Linked DNA regions of Mus musculus: region 1 is linked to region 2. The links are chromatin loops, found by intact Hi-C in ENCODE. Cell type or tissue: left cerebral cortex. All regions are shown on one strand. Each heading gives the region's core, and the rest is flanking DNA. Links, peaks and the distances in the headings are about the cores only.

Region 1 (11,642 bases), core at 2,260-10,259, 85 kb before region 2:
CTGGGCTCCTGTACCTGCATGCCCTTGGGGATGGTGATATGGGTTGGTTCTGAGCACACGGGAAGTAAGAAACAAGGCTCTTCTGTCTGTTCATTCCCAGGGGATGTCTTCCAGAAGCCCTATGTGTCTGGGGAGGCCGATGCAGCATCCAGAGAGCTAACGGGCTCAGAGGACTACCTGTTGCTTGCTTGTGATGGTTTCTTCGATGTTGTCCCCCACCATGAAGTCACGGGTCTCGTCCATGGCCACTTGCTCAGGCACAAGGGCAATGGGATGCGTATTGCTGAGGAGCTGGTGGCTGTGGCCCGTGACCGGGGCTCCCATGACAACATTACAGTCATGGTGGTCTTCCTTAGGGAGCCCCTGGAGCTGCTAGAGGGTGGAGTCCAGGGGACAGGGGATGCCCAGGCAGATGTAGGAAGCCAGGACTTGTCCACTGGCCTCTCAGAACTTGAGATCAGTAATACCTCACAGAGAAGCTAAGTGGTCCAGGCCTCCAGGCCCCATCCGGACTCTCCCTCTGCCCTCGTGATCCTCCCCTTCAAAGACCTTAGATCCAAAAGGTATAGTGGGCAGGGGTGCACACTCTCACAGCATTCCCTTAGCACCCCAGCCCTTCATGTTGCCTACCACAGCCTGTCCTCATGGCTGCAGAACTGCAGTAGGCAGCTAGTGGATCTCAGAAGGAAACATAGGAAAATGGCCTCACCGAAGAGCAGATGGCTGAGGTGATCAGGGCCGGACAGGTCTGGGAACAGAAACCACAGGCACCTGCTGGTAGCCTAACCAAAAACACAGGTCAGGTCTTGGAGGACCCTCACACAGATCCTGGAATGAGATCTGCAGCCAGGTGTCCAGCCCAGGCTTGTGGCTTCTCATTGTACCCAAGGCTGGGAGGGTTTGGTCTGTACTAACACACAAGCTCGCAGTCCTGCTTGACTGCTGGCTTCCCAAAGAGGAGACATTGGTCTTGCTGGGAGGCACAGCAGGAGAGTGACCCACTGCCACTGCACTCTAACTGAGTACTAAGGCCACTAGGGCTTTCTAGACCTCGCTTTCCCCTTGAGCTTCCTGGGGAGGTGAAGTGAGGTGTGTGTGTGTGTGTGTGTCTTTGTGTGCTTAGATTTATTGCAGGGAAAGGTCTAATCCAGAATCAGTATTCAGGCTTTGTCATGTTGTATCAGTGCCAAGGTGACCCTCAAGGTCATGTAACTTAAGCAAAGCTTAGCATTTATTTTATTCCTGAAAACTTAAGTATTTTACTTTTTTGTGTGTTCGTGGAGACATTTGCAGTATTAATGATTTTATTTTTCCTAAATCGGGATGGAAACAAACTTTTCCAGGTTATGTTAATAAGCCACTTAAGTGCCTTAAACAGCTTTGGTGTAGATGAGAATTGCTGGGTCCGTCATGGATCCTGATAGGCAGACGTGTTGAGGTTCTCAAAGAGGCTGCATTTGTTGTGGGAAGGCACACTTTCAGCCAGCACTCTTTCTGGGAAAGTCCTTTTGTGCGTCTGGGCACCTCAGAACTTCCTTGAAGTGATGGGTAAAGGCTGTGACTATGGGCACCTGGGGTGACACTGGCCTCCTTGTCCACCTTGGAGTCTGGCTGGTTCCCAGCTGAGAGAACCTTACTGCTCTTGGCTAGAAGATTGACACACTCAATCTCTCTTGAAACTCTCTTAAGTGTGTTTGCAGTTATGTTGATTGAGTTGTTGAAGACAGTGCTTAGGTGAGGAACTTGGGCAAGCCCAGCAGTCCACCATCTTTCTCCTGTGACTTGTGTCCTAACCTGCTAGACTCTGTCCTGACCTGAGCAGCATGAAAGACCTCCACATCCCTAGAGCAGTGATGGATACAGTCAGGCAAGGAAACCAAGTGAGGGTTGGGGGGGATACCAAGAATAGAAGGACTAGGAGGCCCTCAACAAGGGCCAAGCGAGTCAAGGCTGCTCTCTGCAGACACTGGCAGGTCCAGAGAATAATGGTGGCTTAGCAGAGGCTCAGGGAAGGATCAGTAGGAAGAAGGGTGGCTGTGAGGTAGGTCCCCATGAAGGAGACATAGTTCACCTGTAGAGTGAAAGCCCTAGCAAGACTTGCAGAGCTTTGTTCATTGCACCTAAGCCCTCTTTGAAAAGAAGCAAGGGAGCTCATACTTATTCCTCTGAGGCAAGTTCACTTCCAGCAGTAGGAGAGCGAGCCAGCCAAATGCAGCTGGGCACCCACCTGTATGCTTGCCATTTACCCATTCCCACAGCAGGGATGGAAGAGCTGGGGCCATGTAGTTGATTCCTTGATCAAGTCTCCTGATAGGAACGTGATCACTCAGATGGCTGCCCACCTAATAGCTAGGTATTGCTTAACTTGAAGGCCTGCTGCCTTCCGGGGGGGGGGGGGGTGTCAGAATCCAGCATCCTCAGTGCCATCTCAACACAGGGTGTGGTTGTTGGTCCAGCCTGCCTGTAGCAGTGACCTTCATAGAGGGAGATAAATTGATTTTGGTTTTCTCCCATTTTTGCTAACCTGATCATTGCTGGTAAGAGTGGAATTTGGGCCTCCTTGGTGGTCTGGATTCATACTCGCATGTAAAGATGTGCCAAATATCAAGGCCTCAGTGTAAAGGGAAGCCCCTTTCCCAGGCTTGTCTGAGTGCCTCCCCCACCCTTCCCCCTGTCTGGCAATGGTCTGGGACCAACATCAGGCACTGCTCCATCCTGATCTAGTGGCCAAGGAAGACCACATTCTCCTACTGTTGAGGGCTGGCCTTGAGCGAGTTCCTAGGTACAGAGAACTCTTTTTGTCTGGACTGGAGTTGCCAGTACCAAGCCTACAAGACTTGTTGGCCACCTCCTCCTCAGAGTCTCTTCCCAAAAGAATCCCCTAGCCAGGATAATGGGTGGCTTAGTAGAGGCTCAGGGAAGGAACAGGGAGAAGGGTGGCTGTGAGCTCAAGTCCCCCTCTTTGCCACCATCACATTGTGTGAGCGGAACCAGTCACTGCACCTCTCAGGCCTCAGGGAAAGGCATGGAGGGCATGCATAGCATTACCAGGAGCTGCCAGAGCACGGGAGCCCATCCTCCACCAGCAGCAGAGAGGGGTTAAGTATTATTAGTGTCTATTCTTAAAATTAAGTGGGCTGGAACAGAGCTGAGTTACAGGCGCCAGTGTCTTACACAGATACAAAAGCTGAAGCCGTCAGCCTGCCTTTGCAGGTACAGCTGCCTCCCAACCAAGGCCTGGAGGCGTTAAGAGGTGGGAGGGCACAAGCAGGCTTTCAGGAGTGTTGAAGCAAGGGATCTGCAGCATAGCTTTGGGCGTCTCCAGAACTCATGGTGAGGGAGGCACCAACACCTAGAGGTCTTAAAAGCCCTGCATTCACCATGATCTGTCTGCCCCTGCCCTTTTGGGTTCTTCTGCATGCAGTGCCCCCCTCTCCTGATGCTAAGTTTTGGCATGGGTGTCCTGGCTACCTCAACTGTATTCTCAAGGCCAGGAGGATGGCTCTGGCCATACTTACGGAAGCCAGGCCAATTTGTGTGAAGCAAGCTGGGCTTCTGGTTTGATTCAGCTTCTGTAGCCTCCAGGGACCATCCTCTGGAGTCTTGTGCTTTCACTGGACTCTTCAGCTTCACCAAACACACCAAGCTTTGCCATTTACATGCCATGTGGGCCTTGCCAAGGGTTATTTCAGGGGTCTTCCTGGGAGTCTTGTTCTAAGACACCGTGTTTCTTTAGTCTTAGGGACAACTCCCAAGGTGATGAGCTCATAGGACGTCTTCCCATGGGGCCCTGTACTGGTGTCAATAAACCATATATTCAAGATTCCTGAGTGCCACTTGGATCTCTTCCCTGTGCGTCTGTCTATAGTTAACATCTGTATCCCTGACAAAATACTCAACAGAAAAAGTATTTTAAAAGGTGTTCTAAGCTGGGCGTGGTGGCACACGCCTTTAATCCTAGCACTTGAGAGGCAGAGGCAGGTGGATTTCTGAGTTCGAGGCCAGCCTGGTCTAGAGTGAGTTCCAGGACAGCCAGGGCTACACAGAGAAACCCTGTCTTGAAAAACAAAACAACAACAACAAAAGGTGTTCTAGAGAGTTTAGCCCATGGTTGATCCCATGTGCTTGAGCAGGAACATGTGACAGACTTCATGGCTATCTACCGCAAAGCCAACCCAGGAAGAGTGAAAAGAAATGACCAGGGACCCACAGGATGTGATGAGCTTCCAAAAGCCAAGTCCTGCATACTGGTTTCCACAATTTCCCAAAATAGTGCCAACAACTTGGTACTTGGGACAAAGCATTGAAAACCTGAGACTTCATGAGACATTTTGGATTTGGGGTCCTCTTGGCATCCAGGGTATGTTTGGAAGCTGCTGAGGAGCTGGTCCTGGGTTAGGGTTAGGGAGACTGTCCATCCTACCAGCCATGGGGTCCAGAGGGGTAGTAAAGAGGGGTCAGGCCCCTGAGGAACCTAGCAGCATCTACAGTGCCTCTTCACAGCCTGAAATGCCTCAAGCATTTGGGCACTGAGCACAAGGTCCTCCAGTCAACAGTCAGCTGGGGCCACCTGTGGGCATAGACCCTCACAGTATTTCAAGGACCACTTGCATGGACACTAAAGCACCAGGCATTTCTTCTGCCTCCACCCTGCCCTCTGCCTGGCACTTGCCACATCCTGCATGCAGGGCCAAGGGCAGAAGCTCTCAGAAGATGGGATGCAGAGTGGGAAGCACAGCCCTAGGCCCCTGGTGAGTTTACTGAGCATCACTGCTGGCTCTGAGACAGGGTTGTGGGTGATTCCTTTTTCTTGTTCACATGTTCCCCTAAATTCTGTTTTCTTAATACAGCAAACATGCCTTTGTTTTCAGTCTCATTTTATTTCAGTAGAACAGGCAAATGTTAAAAATCCACATTTTGGGTTTATTATCTGGAAATACTCAAATAAATTAGTTACTTTCACATTGTTGTGACTAAAACCCTGACAAAATCAAGTGATAGAAGACAGTTCATTTTGGCTCACAGTCCGTCTGGGCAGGGAAGGCATGTCAGGAGTGTGAGGCCAACCCAGCAGCTCAGAAGAGCAGATCTCATCCACACAGGAAGCAGGAAAAGACCAGGAAGCAGGGCCAGCTATAAACCATCAAAGTCCACCCCCAGTGACCCACCACCACCACCCCTCCATTGTAACTCCTGAAGGTTCCATAACCTCAAACAGTGCCACCAGCTGAGGACCAAGTATTCAGATTTCTGGGGACATTTCATACTCAAGCCACAACACCAAATAATCTTAAAAAAAAAAAAAAAAAAACACTTAGGAATCTTCCTCTAGTTGGGCGTGGTGGCGCACGCCTTTTATCCCAGCACTTAGAAGGCAGAGGCAGGCGGACTTCTGAGTTCGAGGCCAGCCTGGTCTACAGAGTGAGTTCCAGGACAGCCAGGGCTATACAGAGAAACCCTGTCTCGAAAAACCAAAAAAAAAAAAAAAAAAAAAATCTTCCTCTAAAGGGAGTCATAAAGAGCTTAGGGTTGCTATGGAAACAAAGCTGCAGCACAGTGCTGTGCATCAGGATTTAAACACAGTTCTATAATTGAGCCAAGTTAAAAGGTGGTGTGTGCTAAGTCTAGAAACATGTTTACCAAGAGCAACTGACTTGTAGTGAGTATGCTTTAGGTTGGATGTGGTAGCACACACCTTTAATCACAGCACTAAGGAAGGCAGAGGTAGGGTGATCTCTTGAGTTTGAGGCTAACCTGATCTACAGAGAAATGCTGTCTTGAAAACCCAAAACTTAAAAGAAGAGGAGAAGGTGGTGGAAGAGGTAGGGTGGGAGGAGGAAGCAGCTGCTGCTACTGGTGAGAGGTCAGCTGGTAACATAAGAAATAATAAGACTCAGAGTGTCTGGATCCACAGTCCAGGTAGCTAAATCAGGGTATGAAGGACAGCATCTGAGGGGAGCCTGTTAGATAAGGCTCACTGTTGTAATGAAAAGCCTGCAACTATAGAGCCCTATGGCTAAGGAGACTGGTCCTTCAGGACTTGCCTTAACAGGTGAGGGACCTGCCTCAGAACAATTACAGCAAGTGGCCTTTAAGAGAGATCAGCTTGGATCCACTGAACTCCGAATTGGACTCTAGACCTGCAGCCCTCCATCCTCCACAGTGACTTCTGACTCAACTTCTGTGCCCTCACCCACCTTGGAGACAGCCAGTAGCTGTTAGAGTGGAATTTGCTCCCAAAGGTCTCAGTGCAATAAGCACATGCAGAGTCAAGTGGACTGGAGCCCCCAGTACACAAGAAACCACTCTTCAGGACAACTGAAAGCTGCCTCAGTACCCTTAAGGATTAATACATCATTTCAAGTCAAGATGACTGAGAATCAGCAGGAGAGGGTCTCAGTCCAGCCACGTAGCAGACATCATCCTGACATGGCACACAACTCCCAAGGGATAACAGGGCGTCCCACAAAAAGCCACCTACCAAATCTTCACCAAGAGTGGAAGATACATTGCCTGCAAAGTCTACATGGGCAATTCTTCAACCCGAGGAAGGGGCAATTTTCAGAGTCTCTAGTTTCTATCATTTGGTTTGTGATTCCTTCATGAAACAGGGGGAGGGGTTCAGGGGGAGAAGTAACAGGTAACAGCCTCTTCCTGAGCTTCCTTGGGAGCCTCAGAGAGCATTGAAGCTGCCTGCATGAAGCACAGCCTCAGAATGCTAGTGAGGATAGGATGGGCCATCCAAAACTAAGGATGTGTGAGATGCCAGAAGAAACCCTGTTACTGTGTGAACTGTCAAGTCAAGAAGTCTTCTGATAAACATCATTTCTGCTTTTTAAGTATCCTTAACTGATCCTGAGAACTAGGAGAGGCCTGTGTGCCTTCGGCTTGCTAGGGCTTACCATCCTAGCCCGGCTGCACTCCTTCCTCCCAAGCACAGGCTCAGCCCAGGCCCTGTCTACTCTGCCTTATGGGACCCCTCTCCTGTTCCCCAGCCTTGTCTGCTGTGTTCCTCTTAGCCCTTCCCCAGCACCCCCAGACTGGCCATCCCATTGCTGTTAGACTATATTTTATGGGATGCAACATAACCTGCTGCTGTTGGGTCTGGGGCAGTGGGGACAGGGTTTCCGGGGCTGCAGAGTGGCAGAACCAGGCAAGAGGCAAATAGAGTCTGTTTTTTTTTTTTTTTAATTTGTCCTTTCACAATTTCACTCATGTACACAATGCATACCCTCCTACAACCCACCCTCTCACATCTCCCTACAACCTATAAACCATTCCTCTCCCCTACAAATATCTTTTCGCTGACTAGTGGGCTGATGCCTACCCTGTCCCCAGCACTCCCTGCCCCCAGGGGACACAGCTGCCCACTAGGCAACAAGCCCAGAAGAAGATAGTGCCAGCATGCAAATCTGGGGGTTTCTGATCAGGCCCTGCCCCTGCTGCCCACGCATCCATCTGTCTTCCCCTCCCCACACCCACACAACTCCTCCAGAGCCCCTGGCAGAACCTCCTTAAGTATATGCTGCCTTGCTGTTCCTGATGAGTCGACTCGTGTATCTGAATCTCCAGATGGTGGTTTGCATTCCCCCTGTCCTCCAACTGCATGTAGCTTGACACACTCACTCAGAGCCACCAGATGGGAGTGGGGGAGGCAAGAAGGACAAGTGAGGTGTGACGGGTAGATGGGTGTAGTGGAGGCAATTCATCCAAAGGACTGAGCTACCAGGATAGAGCAGGGTATGTGTTAGACTCTACCAGGAGGGAAACAAGCTAAAGCTAATAGAAAGAGTGGGGGCCATGGTGTGCTGGGGAGAGGAGGGGAGAGGCGTTATGTCCATCAAACAAGAGTTTCCTCCTGAGGAAGGGAACCTGAAAACCAGGTCTCCCAGGCTGGGTCTAGAATGTAGCAGAGCCAGAAAAAGAGGCAGAAATCCTGATTAGCAAGCTGTTATCTGATTTGACCACAGATCTCCACACTGGAGTCCTACATCTCAGCCTTATTAACTTGTCTGGGACCTGGATGGGCTCTAAGCTAATCAAAGATAGGTCAAAGAGGACTTCAGATGGGCCCCAGCACTTGGGAGGCCAAAAAAGAGAGCTGCTTAGCCTGGGCTATATTGGGAGACCTTGTCTCAAAAAAATCAAAACAAGAGGCTAGGGAGATAGCTCCCTTGGTAAAGTGTTTGCCTTGCCTAGGGATTGAGTTCAGACCCTAGAAGCTATGTTTTTAAAAAGCCAGACTTGATGGTGTATGGGGACTCAGACAGGAGGAATTCTTGGGGCCCTTCAGCTACCCAGCTATATTACAATTCTCTGGGAGAATAGAAGCAATGGTTGGATATATATTAAAAAGAGACTTACTAGACTAATGTATAACATGCAATCTAGGTAGTTCAACAATGGCTATGTCACGCCAAAAATGGTCAAGAATCTGGTAGTTTGTCATCCGAGGGTTGGTAGGCTGACAGCTACCAGTCTTCAGTCTGCATTAGAAGTCTTAAAAAGCTTGTTCTGATATCAGTGAGTTCAGCAGTTGCAGCAACAGAACAGATGAGTTTGCCAGCAAGAATGAAGGCAGACAGGCAAAAAGCAAGCTTCCTTCTTTTATCTCCCTTCTAAGTTTCCATCCACATTTAGTATGAGTCTTACTTTTTTTTTGGGGGGGGGGGGTGTTGAGACAGGGTTTCTCTGTGTAGCCCTGGCTGTCCTGGAACTCACTCTGTAGACCAGGCTGGCCTCAAATTCAGAAATCCGCCTGCCTCCGCCTCCCAAGTGCTGGGATTAAAGGTGTGTGCCACCCCTGCCTGGCCCATTTTAAATAATATAACCAAGAACTCCCTTAAAGAAGGATGGTGGTACACACCTTTAATCCCATCACTTTGGAGGCAGAAGCTGATAGATCTCTGTGAGTTCAGGCCAGCCTCAGCTACACAGCAAGTTCCAGGCCAGGAAGAGCTACATAGACTCTGTCTCAAAAAAAGAAAAGAAAGGAGGGAAGGATAGGGAAAAAGTGTCCAGCACTTAGTTGATGGTACATTCAGTCACCTTGACAACCAAGAGAGCACATCCCACCAGCCTAGCATACTTGGTGAATTCCAGGTCATCGAAAGACCCTCTCTCTAAAGAAAAATATAAGAACAGTGGGTGGGATTTGAGGAATGACACCTGAGGCAGCCCTCATACATGCAAACACCATACAAAATATATACACAACACACACCAAACACACACCCAAAAGAGTCATTTTGTGGAGGGTTGAGGAATCCGAATTCAGAGAGCCCAGGCCCTGAAGAATGAAGATTTAAAATCAAGGCCACAGCTAAACATCTGAAGTTCATTGCCAGGACTGTGATGGTTCAGGAGGGGACATGGAAGGTGAACAGAATCCTCACCACCTTACTGCAGTCATAAAGCGACGACAGTACTATGAGAAGCCTTGTGACTGCCACCAGCAAAACAGCTATGAAACGTGCTGGAGGATCCACAACATGGAAATGGCTCGAAAAATTAACTTCTTGATGCAAAAGAACCGTGCAGACCCGTGGCTGGCTGCTGAGGCTTGGGGCTAGACACCCACATTAGTTCCATGTCCACCTCCTTTCTTTATCCAGTCAATTTCTGTTACTTTTCTCTACAATTAACTCAACCACAAGTGAATAAGACAGCATGGACATAAGAAGCTATCTTATTGGTCCACAGCAGGCCCTTCCTTGATTAAAAGGAAAAGAATGAAAAAAAAAGCCATTTTACCTAACAACCTAACAGTCTCCTAAAGCACAGAGTCCTGAGGCAGAGGCGGCATCAGGCGGCCTCGTGAGGGGACTGTGGACACCTGCAGGGGCCTCAGATAGCTGGAAACTAGTGCTCACTACAACAAAATCAGTTACCTCTGGATGTTAGCTACTATAGGCCTTATATTACTATTTTTGTAGTTTCTTGTTTGTTTAACATAGGATCTCATGTATCCCAGGCTGGCCTTGAACTCCCCTGATCCTCCTCCCTCCATCTCTAGAGTACTGGAATGGCAACTCTGCACCACCACACCTTGCTCAAGTATGTGTTTTTCTTCTTTCTCCTCCTTTCCTCTTCCTTTTATCATTATCATCACCATCACCAGGGTCATCAACACCATCATCACCATTGGCACCACCACCACCATCATCTTCATCAGGCTGAACTCCAGGTCTCACCCATGCCAAGAATATATTCTATCACTGAACTTTGTTTCTGGCCCTATATTTTCCAACTGTTTTTTGGTTGATTTTTGTTTTTGATTCAGGGTCTCTTGTAACCCAAGATGGCCTCAAACTCTCCTGTACCTTCCAAATTCTGGAAATACAAGCACACATGCTCACGACTGACAGAGAAAAACAAACAAAAAACATGGGTTTCTGATGATCAAATTCAGGCCATATGTGCAAAGCAAGCCCCAGACCCCCATTTTTTTCAAATGTATGTGTGTATGCACATGTGTGCATGTTCATGTGCACATCTCTGTGTGTGCATGTACATGCATGTGTGTTCATATGGGGGGGTGCGTTAGGGGTAGGGATGTGCATGCATGTGAGTGAATATTTGAGGCCAACAGTCAGCCATGTTGTCTTCTTGAAGATACTTTGTTGTTTTGAGACAAGGTCTTTCAATGACCTTCACCAACTAGGATGGCCAGCAAAACCCTAGGGCTCCTCCTGTCTCTACCTCCCTCCTGCTGGGACCACAACGTGTGCCACCATGCCTGGCTTTGGTTATGGGGGTTCTTGGGATCAAACTCCAATCCACCTGCTTGCTAGATAAGCATTTTTTTTGTTTTATGTTATATAGGTGTTCTGCCACATATATGTATGTGTTTCAAATGTATGCAATGTCTGTGAAGGCCAAAAGAAGGTGTCAGATCCCCTCAGACAGGAGGTAAAAATGGTTGTCAGCCACCATGTGGGTGCAGGGAATCAAACCTGGGTCTACTAGAAGAGCAGCCAGTGCTCTTAACCACTAAGCTACCTCTTCAACCCCGATAGAAGCATTTTACCAACTAAGCTATCTTCCCAGCCCATTTTCTATATTAGTAAAAAGTTTTAAAATCAGAAAAATAATACTATGTTGGGAGCCGCCCCCACATTCGCCGTCACAAGATGGCGCTGACATCCTGTGTTCTAAGTGGTAAACAAATAATCTGCGCATGTGCCAAGGGTATTTTACCACTACATGTACTCTGCCTTTCCCGTGACGTCAACTCGGCCATGGGCTGCAGCCAATCAGGGAGTGATGCGTCCTAGGCAAAGAATAATTCTCCTTAAAAGGGGACGGGGTTTCCGCCATTCTCTCTCTTGCTGGCGCTCTGGCGCGCTGGCGCTCTGGCTCCTAAAGATGTAAGCGGGGGGCTTTCGTTTTTGGGGCTGGGGGCTTGCGCTCCTGCTCCTGAAGATGTAAGCAATAAAGTTTTGCCGCAGAAGATTCTGGTTTGTTGTGTTCTTCCTGGCCGGTCGTGAGAACGCGTTTAAGAGTTGGTGCCGAAATCCGGGACGAGAAAATCCGGGACGAGAAAATACAAGAAAACTCGGGACGGGAGTTAACCATCACCGGCGCAAGGAAGATCCCTCATTCCGGAACCAGAACTGCGGGTTATGGTAATGAAGGTTCCC
Region 2 (11,642 bases), core at 1,626-9,625:
TTAAGTCTTGATACCTATATGTACTTGTGTAACTGTCTCCACCAGCACAGTGAAGTCACAGAAATTTATATCACCAAAAAAATTCTCTTGCTCCTTTACAGTGAGTCTATATAAGCACAGATCAACTTTTTGTCAAAGGGGGGGTATCTACAGCTTTCCTAGAATTTCATATATATTATTCCACATCATATGGAGTAGAAAATAAATTATTTTCTTCAGATTCATTCTTGTTACTGCATGTCTCAATTCACACACACACACACACACACACACACGTATATATAGTCTCTTCTAGATAAATATTTTTGAGCAAGTAGCTAAGCGCTTGCAGCTTATACACAAGTTCAAGGCAGGGAGAGACTCTGCTGATAAGGGATGAATTAGATCTGCCTTTGCTTTGCTTTATAGTTGCTTTTTAGGCTCATCCTGAGGCACCATGTCTTTATTCCATTTGTGGTTTTTCTCATTTTTATTTGGGATCCTGGACTTGACGGGGAAAAAAATCTTACACAGGAATCTTAGAAATGGAAGGAACTCTTTCTTATTCCTTCCTATTGGAAGGTACATGCTTCCTTCTTAGGAACCAACTTCTGTCTTAGTTAGGGTTTTACTGCTGTGAACAGACATCATGACCAAGGCAAGTCCTATAAAAAACAACATTTCATTGGGGCTAGCTTACAGGTTCAGAGGTTCAGTCCATTATCATCAAGGCAGGAGCATGGCAGCATCCAGGCAGGCATGGCGCAGGAGGAGCTGAGAGTTCTATGTCTTCATCCAAAGGCTGCTAGTGGAAGACTAGCCACTTGGGAAAGAGTAGCATCTGCTTGGTTTCTCCTGTATAAAGTAACTTTTTTCATTTTGTCCTCAAACTTTGGGACAATTTCAAAGACTACATTTGAAATAACATTGAGCCAGGGGGGCAGGGTGTATATACCTTTAATCTTAGCACTCTGGAGGCAGAGGCAGAGGTCAACCTGGTCTACAAATCAAGTTCCAGGACAGCCAAGCCTATGCAGAGAGACCTGTCACGAGGAACAAGGCGGAAGGGGAAATAGACCTGTTCTCATTGTTTTGGGCATCTTGCGTGAGTGGATGTGAGTATGAGTCAGATTGTGGCGATCAACCTGTGTCCTAGTCACTGAGGAACTTGGTACACTTTCATCTTCGCAAGTGTGTCTTAGTTGACATGATTCCCCTTGCCGTTCCCCCTGCTTGTCCATTGGGAACTTTCTTTTTCACCCCACTAGTTCCCAACCTTAATCCGCCTACTTTCTTCATAATCCCTCACAGTAGCCTACCTGCATCTTCTAGTCATCCTTCCCCTGTTCTGTTATCATCTTTTTTTTTTTAATTAGGTATTTTCCTCGTTTACATTTTCAATGCTATCCCAAAGGTCCCCCATACCCACCCCCCCAATCCCCTACCCACCCACTCCCCCTTTTTGGCCCTGGCGTTCCCCTGTACTGGGGCATATAAAGTTTGCAAGTCCAGTGGGCCTCTCTTTGCAGTGATGGCTGACTAGGCCATCTTTTTTTTTTTTTTTTTTTTTTCCATTTTTTATTAGGTATTTAGCTCATTTACATTTCCAATGCTATACCAAAAGTCCCCCATAGCCACCCACCCCCACTCCCCTACCCACCCACTCCCCTTTTTTGGCCCTGGCGTTACCCTGTACTGGGGCATATAAAGTTTGCGTGTCCAATGGGCCTCTCTTTCCAGTGATGGCCGCCTAGGCCATCTTTTGATACATATGCAGCTAGAGACAAGAGCTCCGGAGTACTGGTTAGTTCATAATGTTGTTCCACCTATAGGGTTGCAGATCCCTTTAGCTTCTTGGGTACTTTCTCTAGCTCCTGTTATCATCTTTTAAAAGCACTTTTCTTTCCACTCATATCTGCCTTCCCTTCGTTTTCTTATAGCACCAAAGTCATCCAACCTCATTTCACTGTAGACTGAGAGAATGCTTTCCAGTTCTTAGCCTTCTCTATCTCAGTTTCAAGTTTCACGTTTCTGACTTCTGAAATACCGTTCTCTTCCCCTCTTAGTCTGTCTGAGTAAACACATAGTTTAATAGTTGGATAAGGGTTCTTAGTCTTTTATTGTTTTAGTTTCTTACTGCCCTTAACTGACTTATCATTACTTATTCTGAGTCATGTCCCCAGATCTCTTTTCCCAGCTTTTCCCCTTAACAGTGAAACCTGCTATGGCTTCTGTGACTCTTGCACTTCTGAGAACCATGGTATCCAGCACATGATCCACAGTCATCTTTAGATCTCTAAGTCAGATAGGCAAGGGATGTAACTTGATGTAGAACGCTTGCCTACAATACACAGGGGTCCACCCTCATCATATTCATTTGTTCATATATACAAACATATAGATGTACATATATGTAAATCATTCTTGAGTCCTACGTTAAAGGGATATACCTCCCACCCATTTCTGCCTCTGTTGTTTGTAAAACCTAGGGTAAAGCTATGGAATCCTGCATACTATAAAAATCAAGTTAAGAAATAGTAAATGGAATATATGTTCTTCCTACTGTGATGAGTATTATATTTTCTTAATGCTTATTTTTATAAGGCTTAACTAGAATATTCTTAAGCTACTTAGAGTCCTGTGCCAACAGGAGAGCACACCCACAGCATACTCCTCTGCTTGGCCACAATGTTCTCCTCAGTGGAGCTCCAGAACAAGAGTGTCCTGCTACACATGAATTGCATAGTTTCTGAGAGAGAAATCGGGGGCTGTGGGTGAGCATGGTTCCTTCTGGAAAGGGATGGTGCGGGTGAGGTCAGTGGTCCCATAGTCATTCTGGCCCCTTTTCTTTCCATATGTTTCTAAATTGCTTGTACCCCTGCTTTTGTGTAAAAAGTCTATTCCTAGGGTTGGAGAGAATAGCCTAGTGGTTAAGAGCACTGACCGTTCTTCCAGAGGTCCTAAGTTAAATTCCCAGCAACCATCAGTATACTTATATACAATAAATAAATAAATTTTAAGAGAAAAAGTCTACTCGTATAGGATGTGGTTTCTATAGGGCAGTCTGCCTACTTGCTGCCCTACTCCCCCACCCTGCTTTCCCTTTTTCTTCTTTTTAACTTTTTTTTTTTTTTCTCGAGACAGGGTTTCTCTGTGTAGCCCTGGCTGTCTGGAGCTCACTCAGTAGACCAGGCTGGCCTTGAACTCAGAAATCTGCCTGCCTCTGCCTCCCAAGTGCTGGGATTAAAGGTGTGCGCCACCACTGTCCAGCCCTCTTTCTTCTTTTAGACAGGGTCTCATTGTATATATGAGTGCTTTGCACTCCCTGTGTAGACTCAGTTGGACTCTTTTTTGGTCTTTGTTTTTTCCTGAACTGGGTTTCTCCATATAGTCCTGACTGCCTCTGCCTCCTGGGTGCTTGGATTAAAGATGTGCACCATGGGACCCAACTTTTCATTTCTTTGTCCTTATTTGGAATTAATTTACCCAGATTCTCTTCGTGTTTAGCAAGTGTATTTCTGTAAGGGTTGTAGGGTGTGTGTGTGTGTGTGTGTGTGTGTGTGTGTGTGTTTTCCTCATTAAATTCAGAGCTTCTCAGGAGCAGGAACTTTCCCCTCTCCAACACACTTATGATGAAGTCTCTCAAATGGGAAGTACATTTCAAGTAGCTTGAGTTCTCCAGAAGCTGTGACCAGTACACTCTTGTTGCTATGGTAACCCTATCAAAACAGGAAATGAAGTTGGTTTACCATGACTTGTTCATAATTGACTCATGTTGATTCTCTTTTTTTCCCCCTATTTACAAAGCATCTTAAATAATATTCAGAATTTGTAGGCTTTTAATCCCTTATTTGCTGGTCAATGTGCTTCTAAATCTGTTCCAACCCATCTCGGTCCTGGAATAGACCATGAATTCAAAAGGTCCTAGACACACATTTAAATTCTTCCATGTACTTTGGATGATTTTGTGCATATATGCAATGTACCTAGGTCATATCCAAACCGTATCTCTCCTCCCACTGTCTTATACTTGTGTTTTTCTTATAACTTTTGCATCCAGCCTACATAGACATGAATGTGGGGTGGGGGGGCATCTACCAGAAGCTAGGCAACCCACATTGGCTATTCCCACAAAGAAAAAAGTCACTTCCCTCAGCAGCCATCATTTGCCAATTGCTCCTTAACTGTTCTCATCAGATCATCCTGAGCCCTTCACTCATTCGTGCTGACGTGTTGATCGGCTTGAGCATATACAACCTTCCACAGCATTCTCTCTTCCCCATCTTCCAGCTCTTACATGTTTTCTGCCATCCTCCATGATACTTTCTGAGCCTCGGGGAGCATGATACAGATGTCCAAATGAGAGCTAAGCATTCAGCGGTCACTTTCAGTGCTTTGACCACTTGAAAGTCTCTGCATTGCCTGCTAGCTACCTACTACAGAAAGAAGTTTCTCTTCTAAGCTTGACTGAAGCATTGAGAATTAAGGGTATCAATATATTTAAAAGGCAGTTTAATAACAGCAAGATATTAGTAGATGTTGAGTTAACAGAATTAGGAAAGGGAGTTAGTATACATATAATTTTCCTGGCCATGGACTCTTTGACTAGATTTATAGCACCAGACACAGCTCTTCTGTAGAGCAGGCCTCAAACCTAATCCAGGAGTTGTGCTCTGAACTGAACTTGAACCTTCTGGAAGAACATTATGAACTTTTAACCACTGAGCCATGTCTCTACCCCACCCACTGCATTTTGAGGCAGGTTCTCTCAGTGGCTGTCCTGGAACTTGCAATATATAGACCAGACTGGCCTCAAACTCAAAGATAATGCTGGGATGATTGATGTGCGCCATCAGGACAGATGCTCTAGGTAGGCTCTCTTTGCCTTTTCTTTTTAATTGTATTTTATTTATATGCATATGAGTGTTTTGCCTGCATGTATGTCTGCCTGTATTAACAGGATCAGGCCACACTCTGAGCAGAGTCAGAAAGTGAGGGTGGAAGAAGATGGTGTCACACTTTCAATAAAGAAGTCAGTTTGGTTATTTCACTATCAAGTCGGGTGATACAGTAGAAGGCCACACTGATGCTTAATTCTTTTCTAACAGCACTTTTTTAGATAAGCCCATTGTGGTGCCCATACCTTTAATCCTAGCTCTTGAGGCAGAGGTACCTGATCTGAGTTCCAGAACAGTCATAGCAAGAAAGACCCTGCCATAAAAATAAACAAATGAAAACCAGTCCTGGTAGATTATAATTTTGTAAAGCAAACCAGATTTGACTAATGTGTTCTATAAAAAATAAGAATTTATAATGTCAAATTTCTTCTGGCCAGTGTTTTACAAGTTTCCTTTTACTTAATTTTAACTTTTACCATGCTGAAGGATCAAATTCCAGGGCTTTATGCTGCTACCAGGCAGCTTTCTAGCACAGAGCCAACAATCCCAAACCTGTTTTAACTGTAAACTCGCTCTTGTTACGATTATCAAAGGGGGTGTTTATCTTTAAAAGTAGATCCCAATATTGAGTACACTTGCCTAAACTATACAAGCTTTTGCTTGCCTCCTCATGAACCACTGCTTTGGGCCCTCGTCTACCAAACCAAGGAAAATAATGTTTAAATGGTCATCCTGTTTAAGAACTGTGTATCATTTCAAAGTGCTTTGGGACAGCACAGCCTGTAATAGCATTGTGAGATGGTTGCAGCCACTGACAAGTCTACTCCTAAAACAGACTTTTACACTCAGTCAGAGGCATCAGTAGTGATGTCAGTAAATACCATTTCATTTTTTTAAGCACTTAGTAAGGAAACAAGGAAATATTTTATTGCTTGCCAGTATTTTTAGTGCTTTAGTCACTGGTCAGTTGTTGACATTAATATAAAATGCTTTTGTAGAAAATATTTAGGTAAATTGTTGGCCCATGACCTCCTCCCCCCAAAAAAAGATAGTAGTTATATTTAAACTTTTAAACCATCCTAAAATTAAAAGCAAGATTTTGCTTCCTTCTTTTCGGATTATGTAGTTGGGTCTTAAGTATAGCTTGGAAAAAACTCCCATCCTATGGCTGTGAAGGTTACTTTGTAGATTTTGTTAGAAAATTATCCTAGTAACAACCAGAAATAGACCTGTGTTTTGCTTATAAGAAAGTTGGTAATTGGGCTGGAGAGATGGCTGCTCTTGTCCCAGGTTCTATTTCCAGCACCCATATGGCAGCTAGCAACTGCCTGGAACTCTAGTTCCAAAGGATCTGATGCTTGCCAAAGCCACTGTACACATGAGGTGTACAGATAGTGTGCAGACAAAACATCCATACACATAAAATACAATTTAGAGGCGGAGAAAGAGGTTGATAAAGGGCAGTAAAGCTTTCTAAAACTGTTGTTTGTTTGTTTTTTTAGGGATAAAGATGTGGTTGGTGGTATTTGGTGTTTCTGCTGTGTCAGAGAATTCAGTAACAACTATGGATAGTTGTTTTGGAGGCAGAAATGGCATTTTCATCAAAGTGTTATCTGCTCTTTAAGACAGTAGGAAAATGTGGTGGTTTCCTGTGTCAGGTTTATAGAAGTGGGCATTCGTCTCGTGAACAGGCCATGCAGCTCTTAAATGTCAGGTTCAGCATCTGCTGCTACTTTACATCTGCTGCTTCCATAGGTATCAACTAATTATCAACACAGATGTGACAGATGTTAAAACTTCAATACTTTACAAGTTTGTGTTCCTTCTACAAAGTAATTCAGTGAGCTATTTTTAATTTTCATATACATACTTTCTTTTTTTTTTTTTAGCTCTGCTTATGATAATCTCAACAAAGTTCGAGTTGCTATCAAGAAAATCAGTCCTTTTGAGCACCAGACCTACTGTCAAAGAACCCTAAGAGAGATAAAAATCTTACTGCGCTTCAGACATGAGAACATCATTGGCATCAATGACATCATCCGGGCACCAACCATTGAGCAAATGAAAGATGTGTATCCTTTTCTAAAGTTAGCTGCTGCCACTGCTGCTTGGTCACTTTGTAGAGTAAATAACTTGGAATCAAGAAAAAGTGCACAGAGGGTTTTTTTGTTGTTTCTGTTTTGTTTGTTTTTGTGTGTGTGTGGGGGGGGGGTGTTTGGCTGTTTGGTTGGTTGGTTGGGGTTTTTTCAGACAGGGTTTCTCTGTATAGCCCTGGCTGTTCTGGAACTCACTCTGTAGACCAGGCTGGCCTCAAACTCAGAAATCTACCTGCCTCTGTCTCCTGAGTGCTGGGATTAAAGGCATGCGCCACTATTGCCCAGCTTGCACAAAGAGTTTTTTAATCACTCTTCCCGTATATGTAAAAGTATGCTAAGAGGAGATTATAATGTTTGCGCTTACCTAGTATTTAAAGGATTTTTTTTTTTTTAAGATTTATTTATTTATTATATGTAATTACACTGTAGCTGTCTTCAGACACTCCAGAAGAGGGCATCAGATCTTGTTACAGATGGCTGTGAGCCACCATGTGGTTGCTGGGATTTGAACTCTGGACCTTCAGAAGAACAGTCGGGTGCTCTTACCCACTGAGCCATCTCACCAGCCCCAAAGGATTTTTTTTTAATTTTATCTTTTTTCTTGTAACTAGTTTTAATATGCTTTCTATAAGTTAAGTGTTTGTCAGTTTCTGTATAGTTTTCTTTAATCTTAGTTTTGGAAAGTTGATTCATGTAATTTCCAATCCCATGATGACTGTTATGATAGTGAAAAGGGAGTCAAACAAGCTTTCACAACAGGACGTAGGTACTCTAGTAGATGTACACTTGACCAGATCAGTGTCTTCCAGACAGTCCTAGTGTGCTCCTCTTTCAGCCTCAGCTTCCTTATCTTTAAAGTAACTGGGTCGAGCACAGTGATGCACTTTAATCCCAGCACTTGGGAGGTGGTAGCAGGTGGATATCTAAGCTCGAGGCCAACCTGGTTTACAAAGAGTTCCAGGAAAGCCAGGGCCTCACAGAGAAATCCCGTCTCAAACAAAACAAAAATAAAAAATAGAATAGACTGGACCTCAAGGTCTTGAAGACCAGATCAATTCTGATACATGTAATTGTAGCCAGCATTAGATATCAGTGGTGAGCTGGTCTAGAAGAGTCCACCTCCTAGGACCTGTAGGAACAGCAGCTCCATGTTTCTAGGCAGCTTTTGTCTTTGTAAGCATGTCTGTTAGTAAGTGGGGTGGTGTTGCAAGGGAAAGCCTCCTGCTGCTGCACGTGTTGCTCTTGTTACCTTTTGTCAGAGAAGAACACCTTTTATAAATAAGGTTTGCTTAATTCAAGCATGGGACTGATCTCATTTAGCCTGTAGAAAATAGAATAGTATTTATGCGTAAAAATAAATGCAAAAATTCCCCTAATAAAACATCATTATAGTAATGTTAAAAGCAAAAGGTTACTACAGTTTAATTTTCATAAGAAATAATGTGGCTTAGCTGAAGTTTTAGGTGCTTAGGCAGTGGAGGTTAAAGAGCAGAACCTATTATCATCAACTTCTTTACACACCTTATGGTCTTACAATACATATGCAGAATTTAGAGAATGAGGAAGAAAGGCAGAGATTGGACTCAGTGGCGATGCTATTTCTAGGCCAGTACTTCTGGGTTGGTCTGTGAGGATATTGGTGACAAGAAGCAAAGAAAACAGTGCAATACAATTACACATTGCTTCTGGGCCAAAGAGATGGGTGTTGTTTGTTGGCTACCATGCCCTTTAAGCTTTGGAGGAAATTGGTTAATAGTGGACAGTTTGGAGAACAGAGAAGTTGAGACTTCAAGATTGACCAGTATTCCACTTGGGAGGCAGAGGCAGGCGGATTTCTGAGTTCGAAGCCAGCCTGGTCTACAAAGTGAGTCCTAGGACAGCCAAGGCTACACAGAGAAACCCTGTCTCAAAAAAAAAAAAAAAGATTTTTTTTTAAAATAGATTGACCGATATTCTGTTTCAAGTCTCAGTGTAGGCCCACAACAAGCCACCTGTGGCAGGACTAGTGTTTGTTTTCTTCCACGAGAGTGTGCCGTGTTCTCTTCAGTCTCTTCTTTCTTTTGATGGCCCAGCTGTGTCTGACGCTGTATGGGGAGAGGGTTAAGAGCAGTTGAATCTGTTTCAGTGCTTTGCTAAGTGTGAGCAGCTGGCAGTGTTTGACCTTAACCTCCTGTCACACAGATATATAGTACAGGACCTCATGGAGACGGACCTTTACAAGCTCTTGAAGACACAGCACCTCAGCAATGACCACATCTGCTATTTTCTTTATCAGATCCTGAGAGGGCTAAAGTATATCCATTCAGCTAACGTTCTGCACCGTGACCTCAAGCCTTCCAACCTCCTGCTGAACACCACTTGTGATCTCAAGGTCAGCCAAGTCATTTACTCTCAGGATGGTGTGTACTTTTAAAGACAACTTTGAAGTATTGTTATTTATATTCAAAACTATCAGATAGACAAACATTTTATAGAAAAATACAGATACACAGTATGAGTCTCATTCCTTTTTTAGCCCATCCTTCCTTCAGAGACAGTAGCCACTGTAGCAAAATTAGTAGTTCTTATATGTCTATACTTTATGTGTACATCATCATATGTGTTATTTTTGTTTCTTAATTCTCTGTATCAAGAAAACAAAACAAGGCTCACAGTGACAGTGACACCAGATTGGTTATAATCAGTGTCAGGTATGGTGGCATATGCCTCAAATCCCAGCCCTGGGAGGCAGGGGCAAGCAGATCTTTGGGAGTTTAAGAGCAACCTGATGTGCATAGTAAGTTCCAGGCCAGCGAGGACTCCATAATGAAACTCTGTCTCAAGAAAAAGGAAAAGTAACATTGACAAAGTCTTTTTCCAAGTATGTACCTTAGTAAAATGAAAATGTGTATTCATACAAACACGTGTACACAAGTACTCGTTATAGTGTAATTCATTGTCACAGGAAAATGGAAGTCAGATATCTAACTAATTATGGATAAAATGAAGATCTGTACAATGAGTTGTTTATAATTGATAGTGTTAGGGGAGATGGTACTAATTTGGCAACTTTTTATATTGTTCTAAAGTTTCAGAATATGAAACTGTGACTGTAATATTAAATATTAATGTTAAAGCATTGTGTGCTTTATATGAATTATATATCAGTAAAGAAACTTTATATGTAGGTGTGTAAAAATAATCATTTGAGCTCTCAGTTAAATATACATTCCTGGGTGAAGCTTTGTTAGGTGCCAGGGCAATGGCTGCTCTGAAATCGGAAAACGGAGAGATGGGAACCCAGCAGACAGCGTATAATTGATAGCATGTGCTGCGGCACATAGGAGGTAGTATTCAAATGCAAAGGGAAGAAATAAAATGGTGTCCATGCCAGCCCTCCAAGAATAAATGGGGTTTCATAAGAGAGGGCCTTTTGGGCATTGTAGTGTCATAGGCTAGAAGACCAGAGAAATAACAGTCGAAAGGAGGGCCAAGCAAAGTACTACATTCTTTTCTGTTTGAGGGCAATAGTGGGTACTAAGCAATCGCTTATAAGTTAGAGATTGGCTTTAAGTAAGGTATGGGCAGCCTTCTGTTGGTCTAGCTAAAGCGTGCTTTTTGTTATTTTGAAACAAGGTCTTACTATAACTCAAGCTGGCCGCAAATTCATGCATCCACTTCCCAAGAGTTAGTTAATAATAGAGATGTACAGTAGATGTGTACAACACCCAGCAAGGTTGAAGCTGATCCCAAACTCTCCATTCTCCTACCTCATTCTCTTCAGGTTTTTATTATTGGCATGCTTCACAATAGCTGGTTTCATTTCCCATTTTTACGGTTGATATCTGGAGTATATCATTGGCATGGAGAGCATTACATTCCAGAGATGAGTGTAGTGTTTCACTGAGATTCTTATGTACCACAGCAGTAAGATATACACTCAGAATAGGGTATGCTGGCAGGTACTGTGTGACATTTGAGCAAATACTAGTGTGGAAGAGAGTCACCTACTCAAGCTCTGGAGTCATATATGTATCACATTGTGGTACTACATGGTGACCCTTAATTTCTCAGGTTCACAAAAACATACAAGGGGTTTTTAAACTCCGTTTGCAGCTTCTGTTGGCATATTTCTGATGGACCAGAAAAATGGGGGTTGTGGTCAGTACAAGTATGTGTGCTCATTGTTTGCTAAACAGAGTCCACAGAGTTATCAGGAAGCCTATATGATCGTAGTACACCTGTAAACAAGGATACAAAATGCAACACACAGTTTTAGGAACATTTCCTTTTCCATAGTTCAAGGGGAGGTCAGATGAGAATGCTGACCCTTATAGGACATCTGAGGCTGCTTGGACTGCACTAGTGGTCTGGCTTCTTTCATGGAGTTATTCTGAGTATCTCTGGGGCTTTATCTGTAAGCATGATGGGCTTGTTTGGGTTTTGTTGTTTTTTTATTGTGGAGGGTTTTTTCTTTTGTTCTGTGGTGCACACCTTGAATCCCAGCACTGGAAAGGCAGAGGCAGGCAGATTCCTGACTTTGAGGCCAGCCTGGTCTACAGAGGGAGTTCCAAGGTAGCCAGGGTTACGCAGAGATACCCTGGAGAGAGGGGGGGGAGGGGCGGGGAGGAAAAAAGGTGACTAGACTGGCTTTGGTTAAAGGCAAATCATAGAATGAAGAGTTATCGCT

What was found. A loop is a pair of places that touch in the nucleus more often than their neighbours do. Peaks named below come from ENCODE experiments on the same cell type or tissue, not always from the same donor. Only the 100,000 strongest peaks of a DNase experiment are listed, where the experiment ranks them.
Region 1: it touches region 2 in a loop (9-fold over the local background); 3 of 42 quality-filtered maps call a loop at or near these places.

What each region holds. Positions count from the first base shown.
Region 1 is chr16:16,923,540-16,935,181 of GRCm38, forward strand. Ppm1f (protein phosphatase 1F (PP2C domain containing)) reads left to right here. Exons shown (of 8, transcript NM_176833.4): 8 at 101-3,836. The coding sequence ends at 483. It also overlaps the pseudogene Gm46540. Among named protein-coding and RNA genes, the nearest start is that of Ppm1f, 33 kb to the left of the region's middle. In left cerebral cortex, for the core only: no CTCF peak of the experiment used is centred there; DNase peaks (open chromatin) are centred at 3,239, 5,641, 6,775, 6,962 and 1 more place; H3K27ac peaks cover 5,819 bases.
Region 2 is chr16:17,009,132-17,020,773 of GRCm38, forward strand. It overlaps Mapk1 (mitogen-activated protein kinase 1), which reads left to right. Exons shown (of 9, transcript NM_011949.3): 2 at 6,767-6,949; 3 at 9,155-9,344. Among named protein-coding and RNA genes, the nearest start is that of Mapk1, 32 kb to the left of the region's middle. In left cerebral cortex, for the core only: no CTCF peak of the experiment used is centred there; DNase peaks (open chromatin) are centred at 2,675 and 6,175; H3K27ac peaks cover 613 bases.